Regions from separate parts of the Mus musculus genome. Here region 1 is linked to region 2. A link is a loop called in an ENCODE intact Hi-C map of the cell type or tissue named here. Cell type or tissue: left cerebral cortex. All regions are shown on one strand. Each heading gives the region's core, and the rest is flanking DNA. Links, peaks and the distances in the headings are about the cores only. Region 1 holds the start of Usp27x (ubiquitin specific peptidase 27, X chromosome). Region 2 holds the start of Clcn5 (chloride channel, voltage-sensitive 5).

Region 1 (14,932 bases), core at 2,883-10,882, 55 kb after region 2:
GAGCTTTACTGGATTTTGCACCTATGTGCTCACATAGAAATACCAGCTCAGGTAAAAATAACCCAGTTGTGTTTCATAGCTCAATAGGTCACAAGACAGTTTATTTTTCACCATCTTGCAGAACATTCTTCCTTATTCTGTGTACTCTGTCCATATAGCTGCTTAAGATGTAGTTATTTCTCCCCCCTCCACTACCACTACCCATGTACTCAACGTGAGAACATTAGTGAATATGCCTGAGTGTTACCTTCTGATCCACTTTGCACCCCCAATTGTGAAGATGCCTGGTCATGTGTCAGGCATGCCCATGCCTGAATCTCAGTTTGGACTCCAGGCTAATACATACCTGCTGAATAGATGCTGTTCTGGGTCCCGCAGTGGCATGATTTAAAAGTGTGCCCTGGACCACCATCATATTTCCATGACTCAGCTTGGGGGTTAGTAATGAGCAAAGACATAGGACTAGGTTTTGCAGTGGGACAGTTGGTCTGTTGCTGAAGGACAGGGTGTTGGTTGTTGTTTTTCAGACACAGATGTGAGGTTTGGCCAGGAAGTACCAGCCATAGATGCCCTGGTGGTCTGTGCCTTCTACCAAAGGAACAAGTTCAGCTTCACTGCTCATCAATCAGTGGATTCCACTTACAACTATTCCTGAGCACAGGACATTTACATGAATGCTTCTGTATCAGAAAACCTCAAAATGAGGAACTTTCTGTTAAAAAATGTGTATGCCGTAAGACAAGGGCTGTGGAAATGTTCCTGGTTGAAGGAGACTGAAAGTACTTGACAAATCCTTAACACCTTACCCTAGACAAGATCCTATGATGATATTCAGGATATTTAGTGGTCAATGGAGAAACATGGCTTTAAAATGACAAATTAAACATTGTAAAAATGTTCATTTGTGCCAGGCAGTGGTGGCGCACACCTTTAATCACAGCACTTAGGAGGCAGAGGCAGGTGGATTTCTGAGTTCAAGGTCAGCCTGGTCTACAGAGTGAGTTCCAGGACAGCTAAGGCTACACAGAGAAACCCTGTCTCAAAAAAAAATGTTCTCTTGTCTAAAGTTTCACATGGTGATATATGGTACATGTCTATTCTTAGGAAATGCCCATTGAAGTGTTTTGGCACAAAGGGTCCTGATATATGTACTTTATCCATATTGAGTTTGTACACACACACACACACATAAATGCATATATGAGATGATAAAGAGAATGTTAATGGGTAGAGTGCAAAAGGGTGTTTTTATTATTTTTATACATTTTCTGTGAGTTTGAATTTGTTTCCAAATTAAACACTTGGAAATGTTAAAGGACAATTTCTGTGCAAGCAGTCAAAATCTGCTGGCACACATCTGAGTGAATTCTTCACATGGCAGAAATGAAGAATGGGGACATAGCTGTGTCTTCCTCAACAGGGCTACCAATCCCATCCCCCTAGATTGGCCAAATAACTGACCAAATGGTATCTGAAACTGCCCATTTACCTCCCCATCCTAAAAAAAAAAAAAAAAAAAAAAACACCCTAAATAACAGCAAACCATTTTCTTCTAAGGACTGTGGTATTAAAAGCATTTGGATAATAATGGAAGGAAGGAGTATGTTCCATCCATCCATCCATCCATCCATCCATCCATCCATCCAGTAAATGTTTTAAGTACCTGCTCGTTATATGCCAGGAACTATGTGCCAGGGGCTGAAGATGTAACCCAGGATCCAAAAGAAACCGCTGCTCCTGCCTTCACAAGGACTCAGATGTGCTAGGAGATATAGCTCAGGGGCAGAGTGCTTGCCTAGCACATGCAAGGCCCTGGGTTCAACCCTATATCAAAATAAACAAAAATTATGAGATCAATGGATTCTACCCACAACCATCTAAGCCTGTATTTCCAAATGAGTTGGCCACTAAGTAAACTTGGGAAGCTGTTGGGAACCCCACCCCTTTTATTAGAGACAATGGATCCAATGCCCATGCATCTGATCCACATTGAGCTAAGTCCCAGGACTTTCCAGGCAACAGCTACTTTTTGTAACCAGGGCTGAGGAAAGGATGCACAGAGTTTTCCCTATCCCGAGGTCTTCCCATCTGTTTCAGCTTACCTCTCTCCAGGCTGCTCTGTCCAGTGGAGCAAGCCATTCTGCCAGCATCGCTAAGCTGATGGAGCCCCGAATTTTGGAAGTCTTCTGATCTCTGCTTGCTGGTAAATACTGGAGCTACGCTCACAATGCTTTCTGAAGGCACAACAAAACACCCCAAACCACCAAACACTATCGGGTGGATGCCTGAGTCATTAAAACAATGTCATTGTCTTTCTAAAGGGACAAAATGTGATAGTTGTGCTCCTCTGCCCCCAATCAATCAGAGGTATGACACTGATTATGGTGGCCTATACACAACAGTGGGGTCCATGCCCTGGGGAGAATTAAGATTGATCTTGTTTATGACTGCATGTGACATGGTGGTGTCATTTCTGTCCACAGGTCTCAGGTGGGATTGGTATTCACCTCCGATACATTCTGGCCCAGTCCAAATAAAATTCAGATTCAGAGCCAACAAACAGTTTACTGAGTCTCTACAAAGTTCCAAGCCTTTGACTTTGACACATTGTATATCATTTATCTTTAACAGCGACCCTTTAAGGTAGGAATTATCTGCATGATACAGATGAGAAAAGAATCACAAAGAGGTTCACTGATTTGCTCAAGTACATCATACAGCTTTAAAAAAAATACACACATACACACACACATAAACACACACACATACACACACACCTACACTGTCAGCTGAGGCCTGTCCTTGTTAATTGCTTATCTTACAGCATTTCTAGCCCTCTCTACTTTTGGAGCATCTGCCGCTCCCCTTCCATAAGCCTGGTTATTTCTTCTTTCGCTAGCCCAGGTGAGCTTTCTTGTTTTTAATACTGCATTTCATAGCACAAAAATCACGAATACAAAGAAACTGGCAAAGGTGTTTGTCAATGAGATATCCTCGCCTCCTCCATGTCTCTGCTTTCATCCCCATGTACACAATGGGCTACATTTTAAGAAACTTTTTCATTCCCCTCCCCCCACAAACATGTGGCTGTTACATGATTGGTCAATTGAAGCTGAGACACCCATGGAGAAAGATGTTTTACAGTTACAAGGGCACACACACACCCCAACACCACCCCCCTCCCCCCTACACCTTCCCACACAATCTTTTGGAGGAATATAGGATATGAACCAGTGTCACAATTTCCCTGCTCTGCCTACCCTTCCCCATCCAGAACACTCCTGCCACTTAATTTCCTTCACATGACTGCTTAGGCTAGAGCCTCTTCTCCCTCCCCTCCTATTTATTTCTCTTCTGATCAGGACTTTTTGGGACACTGGATACTGTTCAATTCTTACTCAGCAAGGCCCATCGGCCTCAGTCACATAGATCAATTAAATCTCGATGCCTGGTGTAGTACTGGTGTCATCTTCCATTCTAGGTAGGCCTGTGTGGTGCTTCAGTAGGCTTGTGGAGTCATTTCTTTCACCTTTTCTGGCTCAGGTTCCAGGACCTGTTTGTGATAGAACAGTAAATACCCTTCACTGTCCAGCACATCCTTAATACTGGCCTTGGTGATTACGGCATCATCACACTTGAACCACTGGTCCCTGTGGTGCCGAATGAAGCTGGTGTAGTGGCCACTCTCCAAGGTTCCTTGGTGATTAACCACAGCAAACAAGGAATACTTATTCTCGTTGTTCGCACTATTGGTTGGGAGCTGCAACTGTCCATTCACCCGGGTCTCTTTACTTGACGCCATAAATGGTGTCATATCCAGCTCCAGAGGAAAGGAAATGTACGTAGTGATCTTGCGCCTCTGTTTCGCTGAGTGTTCAAACCGTTTGAAATGAAAGCAGGCAACTACTGGTAACTTCTTCATAGTGAGCTGTTTGGTAGATTCTTGGTAGCTTTGGCAACTACCACACTTGATTTTGGCACTACTTCCTAAGTGCTCTGGCCTTGTAAACCTTCGCAAGCAGTCCGTGAGAGTGGTGATGCCTGGGATGTGGCTTTCGCCATTCAAACTGCTCTCCCTCCCAGGGCTCATGGGCCAGAAGGATGTGCAAGAGCCAGGCAAGTCCAGACTAATGTCCCAGCATGGGTCTATAGTGGTGGAGACACCATGGCAGGCTTGACAGGTGACATCGGACTGCAGGCCACCTGTGAAGATTTGGTCTATGATGCAGTTACAGTGGTTGGGGTTGCTGGCCACCTTGCCAACATCGTCACCTTTGCAGTGCCTATGCAGGACATCTAGCGCAGCGATGAGGAACTCGTGGGCATCCTGCTGCCTGTACCCTGCTAGATGACGAGCGTGTATCCACACCAGGTGCAGTAACTTATAGGGCACATGAGGAGATGGGTTTCCAGAATACAGCTCCCGAAAGAGCGACGACATCTCACAGACCAGACACAACTCAGGGCTGGGCATTTCACACCGGTGCCTGTCAGAGAGAAAGAAATCTCTCAGTATTGGAGTGTGGGTCAAGGCCTGGACAATGCAGTTCATAAAACACGTGTTGCCAAGATTAATTAGTCCTCGTAAGCCGATGGTAAAGCTGGAGGCGATCCTTCTTCTCCGTGGGTTGTGCCCCAGAAGTTCTAGTTCAGGTTTGGTCGTTTCCCAGGTGGGATATTTCTCCCCAAGTCCCGGCACTGAACACTGTTGCTGAGAAACCTCTGTCGAGGTGGACGCTTGTAATTTCAAGGCTTCTCCTTGCTCTTCTTTGGCAATTTGCTCAATGTCTATGTCATACACATAGTCTTTACACATGAAGCAGTATATGCCTCCATAATAAAGATCTACCGCTAAGTTGTGCTGTTTTGTCTCAGCGTGCTCGTGGATGTGTTTCTCTGTGAAGCAGCCAAAGAAGACGCAGGAAAGGCAAGAGTGGAGTCTGTTTAAATGGGTGCCACACACATGGCAGACGCACGACTTTGCCTTGCTTTTCCTGGTCTCTGGGGTTCCACACCACACGAAGCACTGGTAGATAACCCGCAATTCCTGCCTCCAGTTCTCTCCCACCTTAAAGCTGTTCACGTGGGAACAACCTGGTGGCCCCACAGCAAAATCCACATCCAGGCATCCGCCCCCAGGACCACGCCGGGGCCGGGGCCGGGGTGGGGGCCGTGGCCTAGGCTGCGGCGGGGTACGAAGCCTAGTCTGGGGCCGGGGCCGGGGTCGGCGGCGCGGGGCACGACTGCGACGCGGAGAGGGATCAGGGGGCCGCGGAGGGTCGGAGGGAAGGGTGGGGGGAGGAACCTCGTCGCCGCTGCCGCCAACACCGCTCTGCGCTGGGTTCTCATCCTTCGGCTCCTTCTCGGGCTGCCTCTCAGGCTCAGGCTCAGGCTCAGGCTCAGGCTCAGGCTCAGGCTCCTGTAAGGGCTCGGGTTCGGGCTCCGGCTCGGGCTCCGGCTTCTGTTCGGGTTCCGGCTCCGGCTGGGGCTCGGGCTCGGGCTCCGGCTCGGGCTCTGGCTGGGGCTCCGGCTCGGGCTCCCGCTCCGGCTCCGGCTCGGGCTCCCGCTCGGGCTCCCGCTCGGGCTCCGGCTCGGGCTCCGGCTCGGGCTCCTGCTCCAGCTCCAGCTTGAGCTCAGCCCCGCGGCCCGGACCCTCCGCGATCTCCACCTTCCCGGTGGCGTCCACCTTCCCTGCTGTCTCCACCTTCCCGGTGGCGTCCACCTTCCCGGCCGCCTCCACCTTCCCCTCCACCTTCTCCGCCTCCACCTTCCTCTATGCCTTCTCTCCCGTCTCCGCCGTCTCCGCCTCCTCCAGCCTCCTCCGCCTCCACTGGCTGCGACTCCTCCCCCTGCTCGTGGGGCTCGGGCGGCCACTGGGCGTGGTGGCGCGGGGGCCACGCAGACCTGGGGTGTCCCCGTCCGGACTGAGGGAGCGCGGTGGTTGTGGCAGCTGGACCCAAAAGGGACTTTCACTGAAGGAGGCGGCAGCGGAAGCAGGCGACGCCCCCGGGAATGCTCCCGCCGAAGCCCCCTAGCGGAGGCCGCTTCTGCAGCCAGGCCCCGTTTCCTTTAATTCAATATTTCCCAAACTTGCTGGTTCACGACAATCACGTGGGGGAGCGTGTTAAAATTACAGATTCCTCGGCTCCACCCGCAGGCCTACTGAATCAGACTCTTGAAGGGAGGTACTCCGGAACCTGGATCTCTAACTAGGGCCGGAGAAACTGCTAGTGATCAGGCAAGTTTGGGAAACACAGCTCTAATTCATTGAGGCTGGCGGGAAGTGGGGCGGGGACCGCGCAGTCTCTTTAAGGCGCTTCCAGCTCTCCGCTCCAATCGCTGCTCTGACCCCCTAGGCGGTCTCCTCCCCTCTAGTACTGCCCTCAAGGGTGCAGCTTCCCCTAGCCTGTGGGGCGGGGGGCCCGAAGGGTTGTCTTGTCTAGAAACGTTTCTGAGGCCATAAAATATCCCTTCACAGTCTGGTACTTGAGAATAAAGGCGGGAGCTCCGACATCCATCATTCCAGCGGCTGAACCTGCCTCCAGCAGCTGAACGTACCCCCAACATGTCTCAGTCTCCCCCTCTAGGTCCAACTCCTGCTCTCCCAGAAACGATGAAGCTCAAACTTTACTGGGGACCAGCCTGAACCCCAGATCTAGAGGGACAACAGTGCTCCCAAGGCCGCTCCACCTGAAGGGACATGTCTCTTTGAGAAACTTATCAGCCCATCCTGTGCTGGCTCCTTGCCTCCCACTCAGGCTCCAAAGGCCCTGGGTGGGATGACTGGTTGACAGCTGGCCTCCAGATACAGCACTCCAGATACTGAGCAGCCTGTGGGCAGAAACAGTCACTCCAAGGCCAGCAGGGGAAACCAGACACTGCAAGGCTGTTCCTACAGGTTGCACCTCCCTTACGCTGCAAGGAACCCAAACTACAAAGTCTGAGACCCATAAGATTTAGCAGAGTCTTGGGTGGGCAGCACGTAGGAATAAAGCGGGTATCTTTGGAGCTGCCAGTGAGGAGAGAGTCTGGGGGCCTGCTGTATGAAAAGCAGCATCATAGAGCCCAGGAAGAATGAGTCCAGAACAAACAGCTCAGGTCTTGGGCAGAGTGGGGATGTCAGAAGCAGCTGCAACTGCTGCTTCTGGAGGGTGCAGCCAAAGGCAGGGATCAGCACGTGGGGAGAGAGTGAGCTAAGAAGAGTCCAGTGCCTCAGTGTGACAGCCGGCTGTACCTGGTGCACATGGATGGTCCTACTCTAGGGGGCTCTGCTGTCTACAAAGCATCCCTGGTCAGCATTGGAAATCAGCCTCCACCTGAGTCATGCTTCATAGAGGAAGCAAAGACATACTCCTTGGGGATTAGTCAGGGAGCTGGAGCCCTTATGGAGGCTGTGTGGTTCCTAGCTAGCCTAAGGCTACCTTAGTGCCTGCCTTCCCTAAGTCAGCTCTGTTTTCAATTCCTTGAAGTGTCCTTCCAACAAATGCCTGCCCTTTGTCACCTGCAACTAGAGGAAGTCCAACCAGTATGGCTACCAAAGGAATGATGCAGCTGCTAAGAATGACTGAGCTCATGGAGCACGAGTGAAGAAGGCAAGGAAGGAGAACGTTCATCCTATCCTCACAGGCTACCAACCAACAAAGAAATCTAAAGATCGCCATGCTTAGGAGTCCTGCTGCTGAATAATGGCTATGTAACCCAGTTGCCCCACTACTCATCAGCTTCCTGTGAAGCTCACAGAGGAACCTGGGCACTGCCAAGGCCAGAAAACTCTGGAAGTGGGGGGCTCTGCCATCATTCACCCCACCATCTATGGCCAGGCACTAAGAGCTATGTACTATGTATTAAGAGCACTGAGCCAAAGACACCCCAGGATTAGATTTGGCTTTCCTAAAAGGAACACACATGCTAAAGAAGTGGCTTTAGGACAACTAGCAGAAAAGAAGCACCAAATATTTAAATAAATAAATAAATGAATGAATGGATGAATGAATGAATAAATAGTAGTTGAGTACTTTTCTTTAAAAAAAAAAAGTTGCCCCTCATTGGAAATTTTGCAACTTAGTGATTATTTTCTTACATTCATTTCCTCATTGTATTCTTCCTTTACTTTAATCACCAGTGATACAAGTCACCATAATCTTTACAGGTATAGAGCTTGTATAGTCTGGACTTAGTCCTGGGCAGACATCACCGCCTCTGCCTCACAAAGACCTGCATAAACCTACAGAAGACCTTAAGAAAGACAGCTTCATGAGCCTAGGAGTTAAAATACTGTTCTGTCCACAAGGTGGCAAAAGAGTAAATGACAATCCCTAGTAAATTTTTGTGTGTTTATGTAAAACTTGGTTTATATCAAAATGCTCTCTAAAAATATTTTGAAAAATGTGGTCTCCTTCGCACAGTTTTTGGTTGACATCTAAAGTTTTGCATCGTAAATGTCACTTGGCTGCAAAAACGTAATTTCTGACAAGTGTTAACCTTCAGAAATAAAACTGTTATGTCAGTACGTTACACAAATCTGGTGAATCCTAAATACGTTGGTGAGTTGAGAGCCACCAGCATCTGCTTTAAAAACTCATAACAGAGCTCTTTGACAGTTGCAAGTTTTATTTTCTCCTGGAGTTTTTAATTCTTCTCTAGTCTTCCAACAACAACAACAACAAAGCCTGACCCAATACCACACGCTTTTGCAGTTAGAGTGATTTGATGGGCGCTTGTTTCCATGGATGAATATTGCTTATTGCTAGAATGAGACAGGACTGAACATCATGTCCTTCCTAATGTGTGTTTGCTGAATGTGAACACAGAGAGACCTCTTTCATTCTAAATGGGAATAGGCATTTCTTTCAGAAACATCATGCAAGCCTTTGCATCCTTTTGGAAATATCACACAATGGTTTAGCTTCAAAACTCTTTCTTGTGATTTCTCAGCTAAGGACTCCACTGGGGTTTCCTTCCATTTTATTGGAAGCAAACAATTAGGAACCATCTGAGGTGCAAAAAGATTCGATTCCCATTCACCGTTAGAGCAATTTGCTGGCTCACCGTAGATGTGGTGTTCGGAATTGTCTCTCTGGCACCCTGAGGATTTTACACCGCAGGGTAGTGCACGCAGGTGAGATTCGGGATGGGAAAAGGCGCTTTTCTTTTGTAAGTGCAAAAAGAAACATGTGAAAGTGGAGATGGAAAAAGAGAACCAGCTTGACTCCTCTATCACAACTATGTTCTCTGGCAGATCAATTTTAAAACACTACATATAAAATAGAAAGATGCAGAAACTGATTCCCTTTGGTTTCTCATACTCCTGGGTAATGCACACTCCACTTTGAAAGTGTCTCATTTTATATTTCTTGCTGTAAAAGTTACGTGTGTGTGTGTGTGTGTGTGTGTGTGTGTGTGTGTGTGTGAGAGAGAGAGAGAGAGAGAGAGAGAGAGAGAGAGAGAGTTTTTAAAATTGCATAGAATTTTTTTAATGTATAAAAGAAGGCTTGGTGTGAAAAGTGAAAGCCTGTCTCTTCCTCACTGATCACATCCAATTCTGTCTCTGTTTCTCTGAAATTTGTGAGAAAGTTTCTATGCAAATGTAAGTATATATATATATGTATAATATATCCTTTTATGAAAGGTTAATGAGACTATGCTATGCAGGTTTATTCTCTAATTGCTATATACAGTTAATGAAATCCCAATAAAATTACAATGAGTTTTTTTATGAGAGGTTTTACAAGATAATCTTTAAGTTAATATGAAAGACTAAGAGGCATCTTTCCCCTTCCCTTCCCCTTTCTTCCTCCTGGAAGTGAGGAGTTAGTGACTATAGTGGAAACCATCTTGTAACGAGTCACAGTGGAAAGACCAAAAATCTAATCACTTCTAGGTGCATTCTTTATGTTAAAATATTGCTGGAGTCTTTAAACAACACTTTATAAATACATTCAGCAGCAGTTTGGTTTCTTTCTTGTGGGTACAGTCAATAATATCCTAGATTCAGAGGCTGAAGAAATGGCCCAGCAATTAAAACACTGGATCTTTCCCAAAAGACCTGGGTTTCCTTCCCAGGACCCATGTGACAGCTCACAACCATCTGTAACTCCAGTTCCAGGGGATCTGATGCCCCCTCTGGCCTTTGCAGACAACAGCAACACACATAGTGCATAGATATACATACATGCAAAACATATAAAGTAAGCATAAAAACATAAACATACATTTAAGATAAAATAATTAAGGAAATAATATCCTAAAATCGATGTCAACCTTTGAAGTAATTGTTATTTCGGTCCAAGTTATGTGTTAAATGACCATAGGTCGTCTTTGTCACTCCTGGCCTAGTTGCAAGTCTTTATCCTGGCCTTTCAGGCACTATCAAATATCTCCTTGGTTGCTTAGACTTCTCTGCCTATCAGCTTGGCCTTGCAGCAAACAGATGATTCGTACTACTGCTTCCAGGCCTACACCCTCATTTCTTCTGGCTGGAAATCTCTTCCCTTAGAAACTCTCATGACTTGAGACAGTGAGATAGCTCAGTGCATCAAAGCCATTTGCCACCAAACCTGATAGCCTGCATTCAATTCCTGAGACCTGAATAATGGAAGGAGACAACCACAAGTTGTCATCTGACTTCCACAGGCATGCCATTGCACATGTGTGCTTGTGAGCAGACACAAATAGACAATTAGATGTAACTATTTTAATATAAAAAGGAAATCCTCATGATTTTCTTGCTTGCTTGCTTTAGTTTACTGCTTAAATGTCCTTAAATGTCACCTTATGTCAGAGTCCTTACTGGAGCACTATATAAAGTAGTATATTGTCCCTGCTCTGTTTTTCTTTAGAACACCATCATCACATGATGTGTTAAATAGCCACTCCATGGATATATTAAATATTATACATGTATATACAGTCATATAATTAATCTAACTCCTTGAATAGAAATTGCCCATTCGTCTACTCTCAATATCTACTTCAGATTTCTGTATAGTTAATTCTTTCTGGAATAAGAAAAAGAATTTTTATCATAACTAGAGTCCTCTATATTTTCATATGTCTGCTGGTTTTTTTGTTTTACCTTTGCTTGTGAATTGCTTAGTCACACCCTTTGCTTAGCTTTCTTATAAATTCTTTGTGTTGCTTTTTGTTCTCTGTTTTTTAAGGCAGGGTCTTACTATGCAGCCCTGGCTGTCATAGGACTCACTATGTAGTCCACGTTGGCCGTGAACTCACAGCAATTTGCCTGCCTCTGCCTCCCAAGTGCTGAAATTAAAGTCATGCTCCATCAAACCTGGCTTCTTCTAAATTGTTAACCACCTTAAGCAACACTTAAATGGCCCCAGAAGTATGTCACCTGTTAGTCTATTTAATGTGTTTAACACTTTGCTACAATTTTAAGAAGAAAATACTGTGATGTTCCTCATTTATAATCAAGGAAAGTGAGACAAATATAATGCCCATATTAACAGACTGGTTAGGATAAATCTGGAATTCAAACTTAGTGTCTAGAATATAGAGTTTTAACTCCTAACTCCTAAGCTCTTAGCTTTTTGTCCGTTTGATTATACTATATGCCATTTATCACTGCTGTATTTTATTCTTGCCATAAGTTTAAGATTATGTAGACACATTTCTCAAACTTTAAAAATATTTTAGATTATTTTATTGTATTGTATGAATGATTTGCCTAAATGCATATCTGTGCACCATATGTGTACCTGGTGCTTGTGTGGGTCAGAAAAGGGCATCACATACCCTGGAACTGGACTTACAGATGATTATGAGTGCTGGGAACTGAACCCCTGTCCTCTACAAAACAAAAACAAAAACAAAAACAAAACAAAAAAAAAACAGTACTTTCAGCCGCTGAGATATATCTTCAGCCTGCTTATGGATTCTTGATTCCAGTATCTTATTTTTGAAAAAGTTATTTTTTCCTGTTTATAGAGCAAGGGCAAAGAACCCATGACAAAAGAGAGAAGGAGAGGGGAAGGGGAGGGGAGGGGAGGGAGAGAGGAGTGGGAAAGGAAGAGAGAACAAGCTTAGTTTCAGGAAATGAAAATAAGGCAAGAACAGTTTGAGACTGATACCAAGAAAGAGAAGAGTGATCTCAGACAAGGATGAGAGTACAACCAGGGTCCTGATCATCTGGAGCCTTGTACACTACATTTGACTTTTATTGCAATTGCATTGAGAATTATCCATGGGTTTTCAAGCAATGACATGGTGTGATTTATGGTTTTCATACAATAATTACAGTCTAATAATAATAATAGCAAACATAGCTAATAGTATGCCAAGTACTGTTTTATAAGTCATTTACTATGCTATTTGCCTTTATAACACACTGATGATAGAAGCGCTAACTAATATCATGGTGTTATTGTCACTATTCACAGGAGGACTAGAACACAACAAAATGTTTAAAGGTCTGGTGATGTAGCTCAGTGGTATTATTTAGCATCCATAGGGAGATTCTTTACAAACTAAATACCTTATATTCGCTTATGTTTATTACCTATATTCTATACTTCTTCCTACTCAGAATAAATCTAATTTCAATAATGAGATGTTTGTCTTTTACTTTTCCCAAGCCCTTTGTTTCTCACCCTTGACTGGAAAGTCTTCCTTCTATAAGTGAAAGGAGGAGAAGGAGGAGGAGGAGGAGGAGAAAAGAGAAAGAAAGAGCAAAAAGAAAATAGCAAATCCAAACACAGAACAAGCAAGTCTGGGAGTCTGGGAGCTGAGCCCTATCTGGCACATTTGGACCTTATCAAAATTCTCTAAAGTTAGGACTTGCCAATCTATGGGCTCATTTATGATGACCAACAGTCAACTCAGCAGCTCCAGCTTCCCATCAAAGCAGAGTGCCCTTATAGATTCCCTAACCCCATACATATGCAGCCTTACTAGTATCCAGGGAACTGGAAATTGGGGTTATCTGGCTTCACCATAGGCCTCCAGAAAACAGCAGTGAGCCTGGAGTTATAGGAAAGATAGAAAGTGGAAGGACTGAAGACTTCCTTTTAGCACACATCGATCTGGCTCCAGGTAGCCTTCTTGCGTGGGCTTCCAATAGCCCATTCCCTTCTCTGGATGAAAAGAGTCAAAAAAGGAAACAAATGCATGGCGTGGGAACTGCCACAAAGATGAAGATTGTGCTGCATCTTGTCCCAAGTCGCCATTTCCTCAGTTTTTGCCACATATTCCAACGAAATAGTCTGTTCCCAGTCTCCATCCATCTTTAAGTGTTGACTATAGTTCTACAGGCTCGTTTGGTTTACAATTTTGATTCTCTCCCTACTGGAATCACATATTCTCTAATAATCTTTCTGTGTGCATGTACAACCATTTAACTTTGCATCTTAAGAAAATACTGGAGGGGCTGGGGATGTAGCTCAATTGGTATACTGCTTGCCTAGCATGCAAAGAGTTCTGGGTTTGATTCCAAAAACAGTATAAAACAGGCAGAGTGGAACACCACCCAGAAGTCCAAGGTTATTCTTGGAGACTTAGAGAGTACCTGGACTACATAAGAGCCAGTCTTTAAAAAAAGAAAAGAAAAGAAAAGAGAAAGAAAAGAAAAAGAAAAAAAGAAAAAGAAAGAGAGCAAGAAAAGGAAAAGGAAAAGAAAATTACACTGGAACCCTTGATCTGTGTCCAGTACTTGAAGTTGGCCCTGCAAGACCTAGGTTTACCCTGGGCCTGAGCTTGAAAAGAAGCACCACGAAGGTCTGGAGAGATGACTCAGCAGTTAAGAACAGTAGCTGCTCTTCCAGAGGAACTGGTTGGTTCCCAGCACCCACATGGAAACTCACAACTGTCTGTAACTCCAGTTCCACAAGGTCTGGCACTCAATGAGGACAAAGCATGAATATAGCATATAGAATAAAAATAAATTTAAAAGAGAGGAAGCACAGTGAAATGGTTTCTGCAATTTTACTCACTAAACTGTGGAATCTGGCTTCTTGTGCTTTTCTTCCCTTCTACCTGGGTTGAAAGCTTCGCTAGAGTAGTCAAGGTTGTTAGACTGCATTCAAATTGGTGGATAAAAATCTTCTTAATCACTATTTTATTTGCTGAAACCCACAAAGAGCAATGCAAACAAAATTATATAACTTTAACAGAGAGAAATTGAGTTGTGTGTGACAAAATTATGTGTTCGCTATTCAACAATTCTACTTTTAAGAACCAAAACTAGGAGAGATGGCTCAGTGGGTAAGAGCACCGACTGCTCTTCTGAAGGTCCTGAGTTCAAATCCCAGCAACCATATGGTGGCTCACAACCATCTGTAATGAGATCTGATGCCCTCTTCTGGTGTGTCTGAGAACAGCTACACATAAATAAATAAATCTTAAAAAAAAAAAAAAAGAACCAAAACCAAAGGCATACTAGCTGAAGAATGGAAAGACACATGAACAGGACATTCATTGCAAGGGTGTGCAATAGCACGGGCTGCAGGGGGGAATATCTACTGTTAAGGAGCTGATTAACTTAGTTATGATGCAAACATACATGTAATATGGAGAACAAAACCAAATTTTGAAATTTTTATACATTTAAAAATTATGTATTTTATGGGGGCGGGGCTCATGTGCCATGGAAAGCATATGGAGATCAAAAGACAATCTCCAGGGGTCAGTCCTCTCTCTCTACCACAGAGGTTCCAGGTATTAAACTCAGGTTGCTGGGATTAGCAATAAGTGCTCTACGCACTGAACAATCTTGGTGCTCAGAAATAAATTTGTATACAGTGCTTAGGAGTCAAATGTCTTTGGATGTTGAAATCTTCTCCAGTCTAGGACAATACTCATAAATGATTTTTTTTCAATGATGTGAGAAACTTTCCAACTTGAAACACTGATCAAGGTTGAATTATCACAGAGGGTGAGACAAATGCATATCATGTTCCTCCTGGCACAATATAGTAGGGAA
Region 2 (14,932 bases), core at 4,102-12,101:
CAGTAGTAGGAATAGCTATTACTAAATTATGAATACATTTACACACTAAATTACATTCTAAGTGTCTCATGATTAGATTATGGGTGTACAGTTGTATAGTATCAAGTTTAACTCAAACCATCTTCACAACCGTATATACTAAGTTCTATTCTCATGCTCATTTACAAAGGAGGTCAATGAATCACAGAGGGCTCAAATAAATTGCCCAAAGCCTCACAGCTCTCAAGCCATTAAGCCAATAGTTCGATCCAGATTCACGTGGCTAACTTTGGAACTATCATTTCCCCTTTAAAAGTTGCCCCCAAACAGCCACTAAACTGCAGTGATCCTAAATGCTAAATTATGTAGAACCCTTCCCTCTCAACAATCAAAAAAATGAGATTTCAGTCCATTTTAAAGTTAAGCAGATCATGTTGCAGAGCCTCAGCTCTTAAGAAATGTTGCTAAGAAAATATGACATTTCATTTATTAATAATTATTAATCATTAAACATGACAACACTATCAGAACAACTGGAGTGGAAAACTACAAACTCACACACATCACCAGAAACAAAAGCAGTCCCCACTTGCACACACTCTGGACTGGATACTTTTTCAAAAAATGCCTTTGAAACATCAACCTGACAGCCCAAAGGAATCAAAAGGAGCTAAGGAGGTCAAAAGTTTAGTACACCAGCAGCTAGCCTCCCCTCCAGCCACCTCTCATGTTTCCCATGTTGGAGAAGGGCACTGTAGCTTCCACACCCAAGCTGGCCGTCAGTCCAGGGTCAGCTCTTCAGGCCCGTCTTGCAGCATGCAGGAACTCACCATACGCTTTCCAAGCGCACTCCCCTTGCTTCTCTTCTCAGACCCTCACTACCTTTCCCCTAAACCTCTACTTGAGAAAGCATCTCAATGAGTGCAGCCTTCTCCTGTCTCCAGCACCCCCTCAGCTCAGCACTGCTGCCAAAGGGAATCTTTCTCAAACCAAATCTGTTTCTGTCACTTCCCTGTTTAGAATCTTTGTCTCCAGGAGAGAGTATAAAAAGCCTTCCTAGAACATACAAGGTTCTTTATTTTCTGGCCTCCGACTCCTTTCCTTGATTCATCTCACACCAGGCAAACAAAGCAAGCTGGAAGTTCCTGAACAGTGCCGCTCTGTCTGCCTCGAACGCGATTCTCTCACGTAGCCATATGGCCACCTCCTACTCAGTTTTAGAGCAACTCAAACCGCAAAGTTCGCCATGCTTTTTCTCTAGGCTTGCATCTCACTTTACACCTTCCCTATGGTAATACTCCCTGGGGCCCAGCTTATTCCTAAGTCTGCCTTTCCCAGATCAGGAGGAAGCCAAGCTTCTGCGCTTTCCTCCTGTCTCTAGTCTGCTTGGTGAAGGAAAAGAACGTCTTAGGATTTAACCGCGCGCGCGCGCACACACACACACACACACACACACACACACACACACGTGCACACACCACATGCCACAGATGAGGAGGTCAGAGGGCAATTTGTGAGAATCTGTTGTCTCCTTCCATCATATATGGATCTCAGGGACAGAACTCAAGTTGTCTGCCTTGGTGGCAAACACCTCTACCCACTGAGCCACCTCACTGTTTGTGAGAAATACCCATCAAATCCAGCATCCAAGCCAAATCTCCTTTCAAAACACATCTTTAAACTGACAATCCATGTATGTCAAAGCTGTTTGTTACATTTGGGTATGTGCATGTTTTAAATCACAAACCCAAGAGAACATTTTTAAAAGGCTCATGAACCTCACAGACAAATCTAGCTTCTGGCCATTCACAGATATTGAAGCTATCTTTTTTAAACTCTGTTTCGTGTAAGCAGTCCTGAACCTTTTGTGGGTCACAGACATAGTTCGGTAGTTTTTGTCAATCATTTCTTAAACCCGCATTTCTTCTGTAGTCATCATAAGATGCTAATGAAAATTCTGATCATCCTGGAGACTGATGTCCAACCTCACTAAAAATAACAACTTTGCATGAGATAGAAACTCGCAACAAGAGATATAATTTATCACCTAAAATATTGTTGAGCTTGGCTCTTGGGTACGTTATAACATGAAAATGAGCATCTTCCTTCTAGCGCCAATATAAATATACACATAAGATTCAATGAGCTATTCAATGCCACGCCCCGCTCCCGCCCCCGCCCCGCCCACAAAAGTCTTCATTGACAAGAGGAAGCTTGAGAGGCAGCAAAGTGTGTCTCCCCCGATTTCCAAGAATCTTACAAAATGAATTTGATTGAAACAAATGAAAACCACAAATAGGGGGGAAATGGATCATCCCCTCACAAATAATCCCCAGAAATACATATTTAATTGAAGGAAATTCTTCTCAATGCTTCCCACTAACATCCACTTGAGAATCATTTGAATATTCTAGCTTCTCTTAAATGAATGTGCACCACCCTGGTAAAGAAAGGGTTAAATTAAAGAAACAGCTGCCTGGCAGCTACTGGCACTGGGGGTGGGGTGGGGGTGGAAGACAGCAGGAGGAAAAACCAGTTAGAGGAATAAGTGTTAATTTCTTACCCTGCCACATGGCCATCTTGTACCTATCTTCTCCCACACTGGGGTCACAGGCTCAGAGCTTTCCAGTGCTCCCCCCCCCAAGTTTTGGAGGGGGACTTAAAGGAGGGTATAGATGGAGATGCAAGTGTGTGATTCTGCTTTCTGCAAGATTCTAAGGCCCCAAACCTGAAAATAAAACAGAAGAATAAAAATTGCAAGAGAACAATTTCAAATTCTTGAAACTGAGCCCCTGCCCCCGCAACCTCTCTTTCAAAGACAGCATACATAAGCAGCGTCAAGTTTCCCCCCTTCGCAGCAGTGAGGTATTGCTGGTGAGAGAGTGGAGCTCTACCATCAGTTAACACTGTCATTCACTACTGTAGGATCCTGTGTGAATCACTGGGGTTGGAGCTGTAAATGGGGCTGGACACTCATCCTGGGTTGAGTAAAGGGTTGGTTGAGGTGAATTGTGATAGCCTATCTTAAAGTTCCACACTCCGGTGCATGAATTCTTCCTCTGTCCATAAAGGTGCAGTGTTACATGAACACCTCAGTAGAAAACACAGAAGACTCTGTGAATAAAGTATTAAAATAAACCTTACAGACAAAAAAGGGAGCGTAATAAAAAGTAAGAAGCGATGATACCAGTTTGGGGAGGGGGGGACTGGCTCTTCCGTTCCACTTTATTTTATACTTTCCTCGTTTTGCAAAATTCCTATCGTGAACATATTCTATTGTTTGTATAATGAGGGAATGAGTCAAGGACAAAGAAAAACATAAAACTAGAATATTAATATTAATACAATCAAAGTAAGTTAGCTAACTCCCAGAGATGCATTTTCAAACCCAAAGCTGTTGAGAAGGCTCCTCAGTTAAAAAGAGCTTGGCGCTCAAGGCTGACTTCAATCCCAAGAATTCCAGTAAAGATGGGAAGAAAGAAGTGACTATATAAAGCTAAGCTCCCACCCATGAGCATGCGTGCGCGCACACACACACACACACACACACACACATACACACACACACACACACAACGGTATTGATCAATTTGGAATTTTTAAATTCAGTCTCAAAACAATAGTTTCCAGTTATATGACAGGAGTTAGAAAGCAAAGGAAAAATTAACGGGTGTGATTACCAGTTTGGGAGGGGGTGTCTTAGTTTGGTTTGGAAGTTTCATATATTAAGCACCCAGTACATTTAAACAAGTTTTTTAATAATTTATTTCCCTCATTGGGCATAAAAGCTAATTTGTATTTTTTTCCAGAAAGGCCCTCACCTTTTTGTCCTGAGGTGAATTCCTACTTCCATTGATTTTTACATAACCAACGTGTGCAACTCTGAAGTGGGAAAGCTAAAGCCCAAACGCTTAAGGCTAATACTAGTTGGAGAATAGTGTTGGCCCTCTTTAATGACCTCTTTTTCTTTAAAGAACAAAAAGGGTTCGTGTGTGCGCCAGTCCTCAAAACTCCAACAAAGACTGGGCTTTGGATGAGGAGAGGCTCCTGAAATCCAAGAAAAAGAGAGCTTAAACTCTAAGGATGAATTCACCAGGGAAAAGTGCTCCAATGAGTTTACCTGGAACATGGCTCAGTTTAAGTCGACTCCCCATCCCCCTCCTATTTTACTGTTAAGAAGTACTTACTGATCAGCACGTCGTGGAACAAGGGGAAATTTAACAGCTCTGAAATTCAACCCGGGAAATTACTAATACATTTATGAAGTATGTGTAAAGGGGAGTCTCACTGGTTTTTAATGCTTCACCTTCTGGCTTTCCCCTCATTTACTCGGCGCAGCTTCCACTGACGTTATCACAGGGCCACCCGTCCAACTTCAGTCAACTGATTTGTTCTGAAACGTTCATAAAGGTAAAAAGCACGTCAAAGTTAAGCTAAAGCTAAAGCTTTCTTTCCATTACTTGGAAAGGAGCTGGAGCGCGGGGCTCCAACCTCTGGAAGCAGCAGCTTAAGCGCATTGGGCGGCAAAGGGCGAAAACGCACACCAACTTCTTCGCCCAGACCGTCTGGACTGCACTTCGCTAAGAAGCCCTAGAAACCTGTGGCGGGTCCAAAGCAGGAGCAAGCCGAACCTGGCCTCGGCTGCGCTTTCCCAGCGAACGCCGCCCCAGCCCTGTCCTCTGGAGAAGCGACGCGGGCAGCCAAGCTCCCCGCTTTCAAAGCTGGGTGGGCTTGGCGCCGCTTGGCAAGGAAACTTCGATCGGCAGCCTGGGGACCCTGCTCCCCAGAACAGGGCTGGGCTGCCGAGGAGATGCCGCCCCGCTCTGGCAGGAACCAGGCTGTCCACCACCTCCTTCAGTGGCGGCCGGGCAGAGGGAACGCCAGCTCCGGGGACCGCGGTGGCAGGCGAGCGTTCTTCCCTGCTCGCCGTACCGGGGGGCTCCTCGGGTGGGCCGGCGGCCGGTGAGCCGGGAAGGACCTGTTGGGGAAGGGAAGCCCATTTGCCTTTACCTGTCACCGAGGTCCGGCGCGGCGGAGCCCGTGTCCACCGGCGGTGGGCAGCGCGCTCAGTCGGCTCTGGCGTTCCACACGGCGAGTAGAGCTAGCGCCCCACGTAGCCGGCAGAGCTTCATTCACACAGCCCAGCCGGGAGGAGGGGGAGCGGAGCGGGAGCGAGGCTCATGTGACAGGCGCCTTGGAGTATTAGCTCTGCCAAGACGGCGTCTGCGCATGCGCGCCACGGAGGGCCCGCTCCAGGCACCTCGGGCCGGCCAGGGGGGAAAGCGCCACCGAGAAGCAGCAGCTGGGAGGAGCTTCGGCATGCGCAACCGCAATAGGGTAGTCGGGCTTGCAGCCATATTTAATGAGGACTGGGCGGATCCAACCCAAATGCGGGGCGTGTCAGTTGCATTTGGGGGAAAAAAAAAGCAATGCTCCCTTCGGTTTCATTGTTTGCAGATTGCCTACCTTGGTTTTGCTTTTGTCTTTAGAACAAACTGTTTATCCTGAGTATCTTGCCCACAGCGGACATCAGACCACAAATTTAAGCCTCCCTTATGCCAGGCATTGTTCTGGCTAATATACTTTATTCGTTTCATTTAATGCTCACAAGAACTCATGAAGAGTGTGTCATTATCCGTTTTCCCTCATAAAAATACAGAGGCTCAGAAAGGTTACATAGCTTTTCCAATCTCACACTGTAGTAGCAATAAGAATAGTGATCAAATACAGTAGTGCTTGCAGGGGCCAATTTAATCCAACACAGGGAAATCTATACTGCAGTTACTTATAGGTATTATTGCCAATTTAATCATTGTCAAGCGAAAACTCAAGGTGACATATACTTCTAATCCCGATTCTTTGAGGTTGAAGGCAGGAGAATCGATGCGAGGTCATCCTAGGCTATATTGTAAGTTTGAAGGCAGGATGCTGTCTCAAAAACAGACAAACAAAACACAAAATAAAGCTCAGATTCCAACTGAGGTCTCTCTGTCTCCAAAGCCATTCCGAATAATTAGAAGAACTATCCTATCCTTGTGAGGAATGAACAGGTTATACAAATGGAGTGCAGCTATTAATTTATTGCAAGAACTAAGATTGGAATCCACATCATCAACACAAGTAATCTACCTAGAAGCCAAGTATTCAAATTCAAAATCCACTGTAGTAAATAGTATTTTTTTTTCTTGCAACAGGGACTCACTATTTAGCCTTGGATGCCTGAAACTCACCATGTAAACTAAACTGGCCTTGGGATCACAGATACTCAGCTGCTTCTGCCTCCCAAGCGCTGGGATTGTAGACCTGTGCCACACCCGTAGACTTTTTTTTTCTTTGAGAAGTTTATACAAGTATACAATAAACTATAATCTTATACGCTTCCATTTGCTCCCTCCAATTCTCCCCAAGAAATCCATATTTCCCCCAACACCTCCCCTCATAATTTCAAATTTCTTGTGTTAGTAACCCAATAAATCCAGTTAGTGCTGCCCATATTTGCAAGAGTGTGGGACCATTCGACAGACCAGGAAAAACCTACCAGAGGTCACACCCTCAAAGAAGAGCAATTCTCTCTCCCCAGGTGGGAAGCTATCAACTACCAATGGAATCTCAGTAAGAAATAGAGTCTGGATATCACCTCTCCCATCTCTGTAGGAATGTTGGTGGCTTGGTCTTGTTCAGGAGTCAGTGACCTTGTGGACAAAGGACAGTCTTTTACAGCACTCCTGTGCATCCTCCAGCTCCTGCATTCTTTCAATCTCCTCTTCTAAGATGGCCCTTAGGCCTAATTGGGGGTGGGGGTAGGGTTGAGAATTCTGTCATTTAGACTTCGGGCTGAGCACTCAGTCTCTTCTCAGAACTTTGGCCAGTTGTGAGTTTCTGTGTTTCATGGCAAAAAGAAGCTCCTCAGACCAAAGTTGAGAACAGCCCAGATCTATAGCTATAGACACTAATATTTGGAAGGCAATCATTTAGCTAAATTAAAATAGCAGGTTCTACCCAAGGAGTGACCCAGACATGGAGTTACAGTATCAGGCATAAAATTCTCTCCTGTGATAAAGGTTTCAATCAGAAAGTGGCCATCAACATGCCACTATTACACCAGTAGGCACATCTTGCCTGGCAGATCAGCAATGTTAACACAAGGGAGCAAAATTCAGTAAGGCCATGTATGCTCAGTGAATTTTGAATGCCTACTTTGGATAAGTTAAGGGTTTGGAAATATAAAACCTGTATCTGAGCCCAAGCCATGCAAAGCTTCCAGAGATAAAGCTATAATCAAACACAATGAAGTTTTGGGCTTATTTTAATACAAAACCTAACAGGAAAAAAAATGGTCATCTCACAGAGAAAAAAGATAGGGTCATGGGAGAAGACTAAACGTTAGATGAATTTCAAAAGAAGCCATGCTTCCATAAGCTCAAACCCTGATCATCACTGTGTGGATCTGGACTGTGGAGTGAATCCAGAGCTCTGCATTCTTGGGAACCCTGGAGTAGATATGAAATGTTGGATCCAGGTAGGCCTTTATCTAAAGCTCTATACCTGAGCCCCAAATCAAAGCTGCTTCTGTGTGCCAGCTTCGTTTATGCCCTCCACACACATGGGGTGATTTAGTGATGACAATACTAGTGGGTGATAACAAGTGGCAGGCAGCAAGATGCTGCTAGCTTATGACTGAAAAGGACAAAGGGGGTTTTTTAAACCACCATGGTCACCTACACTCCAGCCTATTACTACATACCACACTACAGTATCGAAGCATAGAGGTTGTGTGTGGTGTGAATGGAAAGGAACCGAGGCTAAATTAGAAGGACTGGGAATGCTGGACAGATATTCCTACTTGATTCAGAAACAAATGGGGGAAGAATTGAGGAAGTTTGCTTTGATGTGTGATGTGCGAGCACACACCACACACACACACATGATTTGTGCATGGTAAATATGCACTTTACTAATATGCCCAATAGTGAAAACGTTTGAACAAGGCAATCCTTTTGTTAGGACTCTTCCTTAAGAACTGAAATCAGGTGTGTTTTTGGTTTGGTTTGGTTTGGTTTGGTTTGGTTTGGTTTGGTTTTGGTTTTGGTTTGGTTTTGGTTTTGTTTTTTTGAGAAGTTTCTCTTTTCTGTCTTTTTTGTCCTGCTCAACACTTCAGGAGAGAAAAACAAGAGCTCACTTGTGCATTGATGAGGAAGCACCCACCCCAATCCCCGAGGAACTACAATACAAGTAACGGTCAAAAGAGTCTCCTCTGATAAAGGGGCATGAAAAAGGGCAGGCTGACTGGAAGCAAGTTTATCCCTCCAAGACAAGAGCCTTTGCTTCATCTGTAGGATTATTTGAGAGGCTTAGAGTCTCATAGAGTATGACGTGGCTGCAATACATAAATATAGCCACGTGGTGTCGCCACTGACCGCCAACAGCTTGGAGGGCTCCAATATTTAAACACACCCAATTCACACACACACACACACACACACACACACACACACACACACACACACACACACACACACATTTCATTTCATCTTTTGTGAGTTAAAAAAAGAAAAAAGTCGTGACAGCAGGCTCTAAAGTCAGACTGCATAGGCTCAAAACAACCCAGCCGTAGAGACGTATTAGTTGTTGTTGTTCCTTCTTCTTTTTCTTCTTCTTCTTTTTTTTTTTTTTTTTGAGTTACCAGGTTTCTTATATAATGTTTAAGTGTATCAATAAACACTTAACAATCAGCACTTAACAAATGTTACCTAGTACTAATGATAATGATGGTGGTAGCGGCGGTGATGGTGGTAGTGAGGAAGACTCCTTGATTAAGGTCTTTAGATTTAAGGGGAAATATTTGTAGGGAGATGATGTAAATGTCTATTTTTCTAAGCGAAGAAATTAAATTGTGGTGCTGATAAAGCAAAGTTAATGGTTTCTTTAAAAGCTACAAATTGTGGTGACTCATTCCTGTAACCCCACTCCTCTGCCGACTAAAGCAGGGCGATCTTGAGTTCCAGGCCAGTGTGGACTATATAATAAACTATGAGTTTGATTCTGCTTAAATGGACACACTACCTAAGTGTCTTCTGAACTCATCAGGGTCCGCACACTCAGGAACTCAAACCACTGTGGCTGCCTGCAGACATAAGACCCACAAAATCAAGCTATTCAACATTTCAACATGGACCCCGAAGGGGTCCCCAAGTATGTGCTCACCCCTGACCAACGTGCCATGGCAAGCTGATGGTTTCTGAAGAGGAGAGAGTCAAGTTTTCTTTAAGAGCATAGCTCATGGTAGGTCCAGCACACTCCACTCGATGGCTGCGCACCTGAGAGTTTATGAGCAGCAAACACTGGACTCAATTGTTTATTGCTTTAAAAAGGAAAAAGGACACAAAGTTGAGGGGAGGTAGGGAGATGGAGTGGAGAAGGAAGGGAGTAGAGAAAGGAGTAGGGGGAGGTGCATACAATCAAAACAAATTATATGAAATGTTGAAAGAGTTGACAACCATTTGTTAAAAGTCAATTATACGTAAGTGATATGATGAAATCGTCTACATAATGAAAAAGCACTCATGTCACAAAAGCACATCACTGTGCTCTCTGAACCATCATGGCTACAAGCACTTCTTTCACCTTCAAATTAACACTGCAAGTAAAGGCCCAAAGAGATAGCTGTGTGGCCATGAAAGGGAAAGCCTGAATGCTTCTGGTATTGTTTGTATTTATCATATATTTCACTATTGTGCTATCTCCCAATGCCACTTTTGTCTTTATTTTTGTGATGCTAAGGGTTAAACTTTGCTAAGCATGCTCTGTACCAGCTGGGACATTAATTTCAAAGCCAAACATCTAGAGTGCTCAAGAAATGTCAAGGTTAGTTTCAGAAAAATGAAGCAGAATAAAAGGCAATGAACAGATTTCCCTAGCTCCCTCCCAGCTTCTTAAACTGTTGGTCACTACTTTATATGGGGGTCACAGAGCTGAATGTGAGGGTCAGGAAAAACAACAACAATAACAACAACTTGGCAACAGTAAAGGATTTCTGAATATGCAACAAACAAAAATTAATTCAAGAGGAAACAAATAATGAGTTACGGGTATCTAGCAATAATGGCTTGTGTTGCACTACATGTTTTTACCGTGGCCTTGGTTAACAACACCTTGTTAACTACACATGCGATCATGCTATACAATGCTGCAAACGTGTGGGCTCAGACTTAAGAGATGTATTTATCCTATGAATCTCTCTCCCTCTCCCTCTCCCTCTCCCTCTCCCTCTCCCTCTCCCTCTCCCTCTCCCCTCTCTCTCTCCCTCTCACCCCTCTCTCTCTCCCTCTCTCTCTTTCTCTCTCTCTCTCTCTCTGTCTCTCTGTGTGTGTGTGTGTGTGAGAGAGAGAGAGAGAGAGAGAGAGAGAGAGAGAGAGAGAGTAGACAAAGCTTTCTGCTCTTACAAAAAAATAATTTGAGTTCTAGGGCCATGGGTGTAGTTCAATGTGTAGAGTCTGTGACTGGCACAGAAACCTGGGCTTGCTGCTAATTGTTCAGGTAAGGGAGAAAAAAAAGTGGGAAGGTGGTCAGATACAATCTTGCCTGACAATATGGGGACTAAGTAGCATGGTAGAAACAGTGAGCTAGGAAAACAGAAGTTGGGACCAAGGTTAGAAACCTCCAAGCCTCCCCAATCCTGCCCAGCCATGTTAAGATTTTTTTCCTGTTTCATCCACGGCTTGGGAAGCTTGGGAGGCGTGAGAGCAGCTAGGAAAACAACAACAAGATGTGCTTTCTTTCCTGAAATGACTGCAAGATCTATTCTGCCTACTGAGTTACAAAGTGAGGACAAAGGGAGAAAGAAAAACAACTCTGCAGAGAAGATTTTCGCAAGCTAGGCAAGCGATAATGGAAGCTTGGAGCAAGACGATTGCAGTCCGATGATAAGAAGTAGCCAGAGCCTGCATTTTCATCCAAGGCTGCCCTATCAGGATTTGCTGATGGATTGGATGTGAGATAGTACGAAAAAAAAAAAAAAACAAGAATGGCCAAGGTTTGTGTCCTAAGTAACTGGGAGTTGCAAAAACCAAGTGGATTCAGGGAAGGAGGAGGTCAGACTTTGGTTTTCTTTAACCGTTTGTCACCCACCATGAAATGGGTAAAAGAGCAAGGAGAGAACAGGAAAGAGTGGGGCCATAAAACATTCCAGGAGAAACTCAAATTCTAAAAGAAAAGTCAACCAATACTATGGTCCACATGGCACAGATGTTGAAACGATAATTCAAAGGATTTTGAACTGCTCTATGGGAAAAAAATGCTTCAAACTGATATCACAAATAGGCTCAAATGAATAAAAGTGGAAATTCTTAGCAAATGAATAAATTATCTAAAGGAGAAAAACAAAATGGTAGGAAGGTGGAGAAGAATATGTAAGAAGTTAGGAGAGAAAGGGTGAATATAATCAAAATACACTGAATGAAAATTTAAGAGCATTTTTTTACTCTTGCCAAGAACTAGTGTTTGATCCCAGCATCCACATGGAAGCTAGCAACCCTCTATAACTCCAGTTCAGGGGATATGCTGCCCTCTTCTGGACTCCGTGTGCACTGCACACATATGATACATAGATATACATGCATTCAAAACATTTATACACATAAAAAATTTTAAGTTAGCTAGGTTATTTTATTGTAGAATTTCATTTGTATCGCATTTTATTTCTTTAATGTTATAGTTTTAGTGTGTGTGTGTGTGTGTGTGTGTGTGTACATGCATGCATGCAGGACAGGACATGTAAGCACATATCATAGCAAGGGTATGAATATCAGAGGACAACTTTGTGGAGTCACATCCCTCTTTCTACCTTTACATGGATTCCAGGAAACAAACTCAAGGGGTCACACTTTCTCAGTAAGCTGTTGACCCATCTCACTGGCCTATGCAACATTTTCTAAATCAGAAAATTACAGAGATGGAGAAGAGGTTCATTCTTACCAGGAGTTAGGAATGGACAGTGGGAGAGAAGGGATGTGGCTCTAACTGGGTAGAGAAGGATGATGGGTTTTGGCTCACTTGTGTCTTAGTTATCATCAGCCTACACCAATCTACATATGTGATGCAGTGGCGTAGAACCATGAATATGCATTATTATCTATGTTGATTTCTCAGATTTGACACCACTGTATAGCCAGCAATGTGTAACTGCTAGAAAGGCCTAAGTGAAATTTACAAAAGGCTTCTTTGTGTTATTTTTGCAACTTTCCATGGATTTATGTAATTCAAAATAAATGGGTACCAAAAAAATGGAAAGAGCAGAGTTACAGATATTGAATATTTTAGCAATGGATAATTTTAGCAAGTAATCTTGCTGTAATGGGGGGGGGCAAAAAATGTGGGATGAATGAGAGCTAAAGCATACTGACTCAAAATATTTTTTAAAAAATGCTTTTAATGGGGGAGACAATAACATGATTGTAGCTAATAGGGAAGAACCTGAAGAAAGCAAGAGAAGAGAAAATTGCCAGGAGGCAATGTCATGAAAAGTGGAGGGGCTACCTCTCCTCAAGCAGTACTGGGGGTGGGGGGGGCATATATGCACTGATTTAAGTGTGTGAGGAGATTCGGTAACCCGAATTTGCGAGCTTTGTTTTCTGATTGCCTCTATTTTCTCTCTGAAACCGGAAGTCAGGTCCTGGGCTGAAAATGAGGATGTATGCGGAGGTGTTAAAGGTTTGAAGGGAGAGGAGAAGGTATGAAGTAGTTGTCTAGGAAACCAGCAGTGCAAATGGACCAGGATAATACTATGTGATTTCCTGGCAACATTAAGTGCCCACTTGAGGTTTATGGTCCTGAATTTAAAGTGAGAGTGCACTTTTTTGTTGGTTTTTTTCCCCCCAGCTATGTTCAACTACAAGGATGTAAGAAAGAGGTAAGAGAAATTGATAATGACAAGGTGGATACAAGGAGCTACAAAAGGGTTGGGAAATGACTTGAAAAGAGGACATCAGGGAACTGAGAGGGTAGGGTGTGGAAAGATCAGGTAACTCCATAACGAAATCACGATGGGTAAAAACAGAATTAATTGGAGACAGAAACTAAAATATTTTCTGTTTGTTTAGCGGGTTTCTACTGTTACTATTGTTTGTTTCTTTGTAGATGGGTTATCACTTTATAGATGGGCTAGCTGGCCTCAAACTCACAATGCTCCTCCTGCCTCAGCATCTCCGGTTTCAATATTAGAAGTGTGCACTAAAGTCTTTGAAACACAAGACAGGTACCTGTCAGAATCTTGATAATAACTGAATGTAAACGAGTAGATAAAATATTCTGTGCCAAAGAAAGACAGGGGCTTAAGGGACGAAAAGAGGGGAGAGCGGATCTGAAAGCCGACGTGAAAGACTCTGACTCTGGGATTCTTGATAAATCCTGGTCTGAGTTGGATCAAGAAGATAAGCAAACTAGAAAAGGAGTCAAGTGGGTTCTGATTGTGGCTTTGGGCTCTCTTTCCATCTGAGACCCATTTGAGAATATGACACGGAAAGAAGTCAAATAAAGAGCATGAAGAAAGAGTTCTGGTGCTCCTCAGAAGATAGCTACAAGTGTAGCCTGTGTTCAGGGCACTTAAAAAGAACTATTGGCAAATTCACAATAGCTAGGAAGGAAGGTTTTAAGTGCTTTCAAAGTAAAGAAATTAAATGTTTGAAGCTGATAAACATGCTAATTACCCTGAACTAATATATTACACACATGTATAAAAGCCACATTGTGCCACACAAATAGCTATAGGAAATAACTGCCCAAACAAGAGAGAGTAGCCTTCCTAAGTCTTTAAAAATATTTAATATAATTGTGTGTGCTATGTACATGTGGGCACATACATGTTTCCATTCATGTTTGGGGGTCAGAAAACAATTTGTGGAGTTAGTTCCTCCTTCCACTTTTACATAAGTTCCAGGTATGGAACTCGGGTTGTCAGACTTGTGCTACAAGCCCTTTCCCTGCTGAGCCATCTCTCTGACAACCTGTTTACGTTTCCCTGCGCATTCTTCAGACGAGTTCATTGAACCTCACAGATTTATTTGCTATTGATAAACAGATCACAACACAGGCCACTCCAGCAGGTAGATGAACATCAAACCTTCACCTCTCCTATGGTCCTCCAAATCATAACCCCAGTCACAGCCCCAGCTCTGTTACAGCCTCCCTTTCTTCCCCCTTCCCTCATTACCAGTGGATCCCACAAATCTTCTCCCCAACCTCACTCCTGCCCCTTATTACCTTATCCAGACCCAAAACTCCAGCAGGCACTCACTGGGAAGTCATAGGCCAATCTTGCCAAGGAAACTCCTGACCCTCCAAATCCAATCCCCAAACCTCATCTTCAGGTGTGCAGCAGAACACCTACTGCAGCCCTCCTTCTCTTCCTGTACCCATCTCCAGAGGATCATACAGATCTGCCCCTCCAAACTTCTTTTCCTCCTGCCCATTGCTTTATCCTAGCCCCCAAATCCATCGTACATTTCCAAAGAACCCACAGGCCACTCTGACCAGGGAAGCATGCACACTATCTGCAGATCTTCACCTCTTCCGCCAAATCCAATGCCCCAGTCTTATACCTGGCTCTGTAGCAGACTTTCTGCTGTCAAGCCTCCTCACTCTATGGCACCATTCCAAAGGGACTAACTAAGCAGATCCTGGCAGAATATGCTGCCTTCCTCTTTCTTGTAGAGCTGCGACACCACGCCTTGCCCACCCCCATTCTTAGTTGTCAGGTCCCAATAACCAGAGAAACATTTCACCTGGAACCCTCAGTGCCCACAGCTATCAGGAACCCACAAAACTTTTCTGCCAGGGAAGACACAACCACCACATTCCTAAGGACCAGAGAAGGAACAAAAACCAAAGGGCTAACGATAAGACCTTAATTCAGTACCTAAAATTACAATCGTCCCAATCCCAGATGCCTAGGTGCCAT

What was found. A loop is a pair of places that touch in the nucleus more often than their neighbours do. Peaks named below come from ENCODE experiments on the same cell type or tissue, not always from the same donor. Only the 100,000 strongest peaks of a DNase experiment are listed, where the experiment ranks them.
Region 1: it touches region 2 in a loop (4-fold over the local background); 10 of 42 quality-filtered maps call a loop at or near these places.

Annotation. Positions count from the first base shown.
Region 1 is chrX:7,370,046-7,384,977 of GRCm38, forward strand. Usp27x (ubiquitin specific peptidase 27, X chromosome) reads right to left here and starts at 5,785. Exons shown (of 1, transcript NM_019461.4): 1 at 2,546-5,785. The coding sequence starts at 4,816. The coding sequence ends at 3,500. Gm14379 (predicted gene 14379) reads left to right here and starts at 5,880. Exons shown (of 2, transcript NR_026741.1): 1 at 5,880-6,238; 2 at 6,479-7,997. In left cerebral cortex, for the core only: CTCF peaks have their summits at 6,041, 7,302 and 8,286 (motif pointing right); DNase peaks (open chromatin) are centred at 4,926, 6,069 and 8,292; H3K4me3 peaks cover 1,879 bases; H3K27ac peaks cover 1,154 bases.
Region 2 is chrX:7,314,117-7,329,048 of GRCm38, forward strand. It overlaps Clcn5 (chloride channel, voltage-sensitive 5), which reads right to left and starts at 5,242. Exons shown (of 14, transcript NM_001243762.1): 1 at 4,990-5,242; 2 at 2,543-2,707. The coding sequence starts at 2,558. In left cerebral cortex, for the core only: CTCF peaks have their summits at 8,344 and 11,564 (motif pointing left); DNase peaks (open chromatin) are centred at 4,377, 4,861, 5,215, 5,817 and 2 more places; H3K4me3 peaks cover 1,509 bases; H3K27ac peaks cover 821 bases.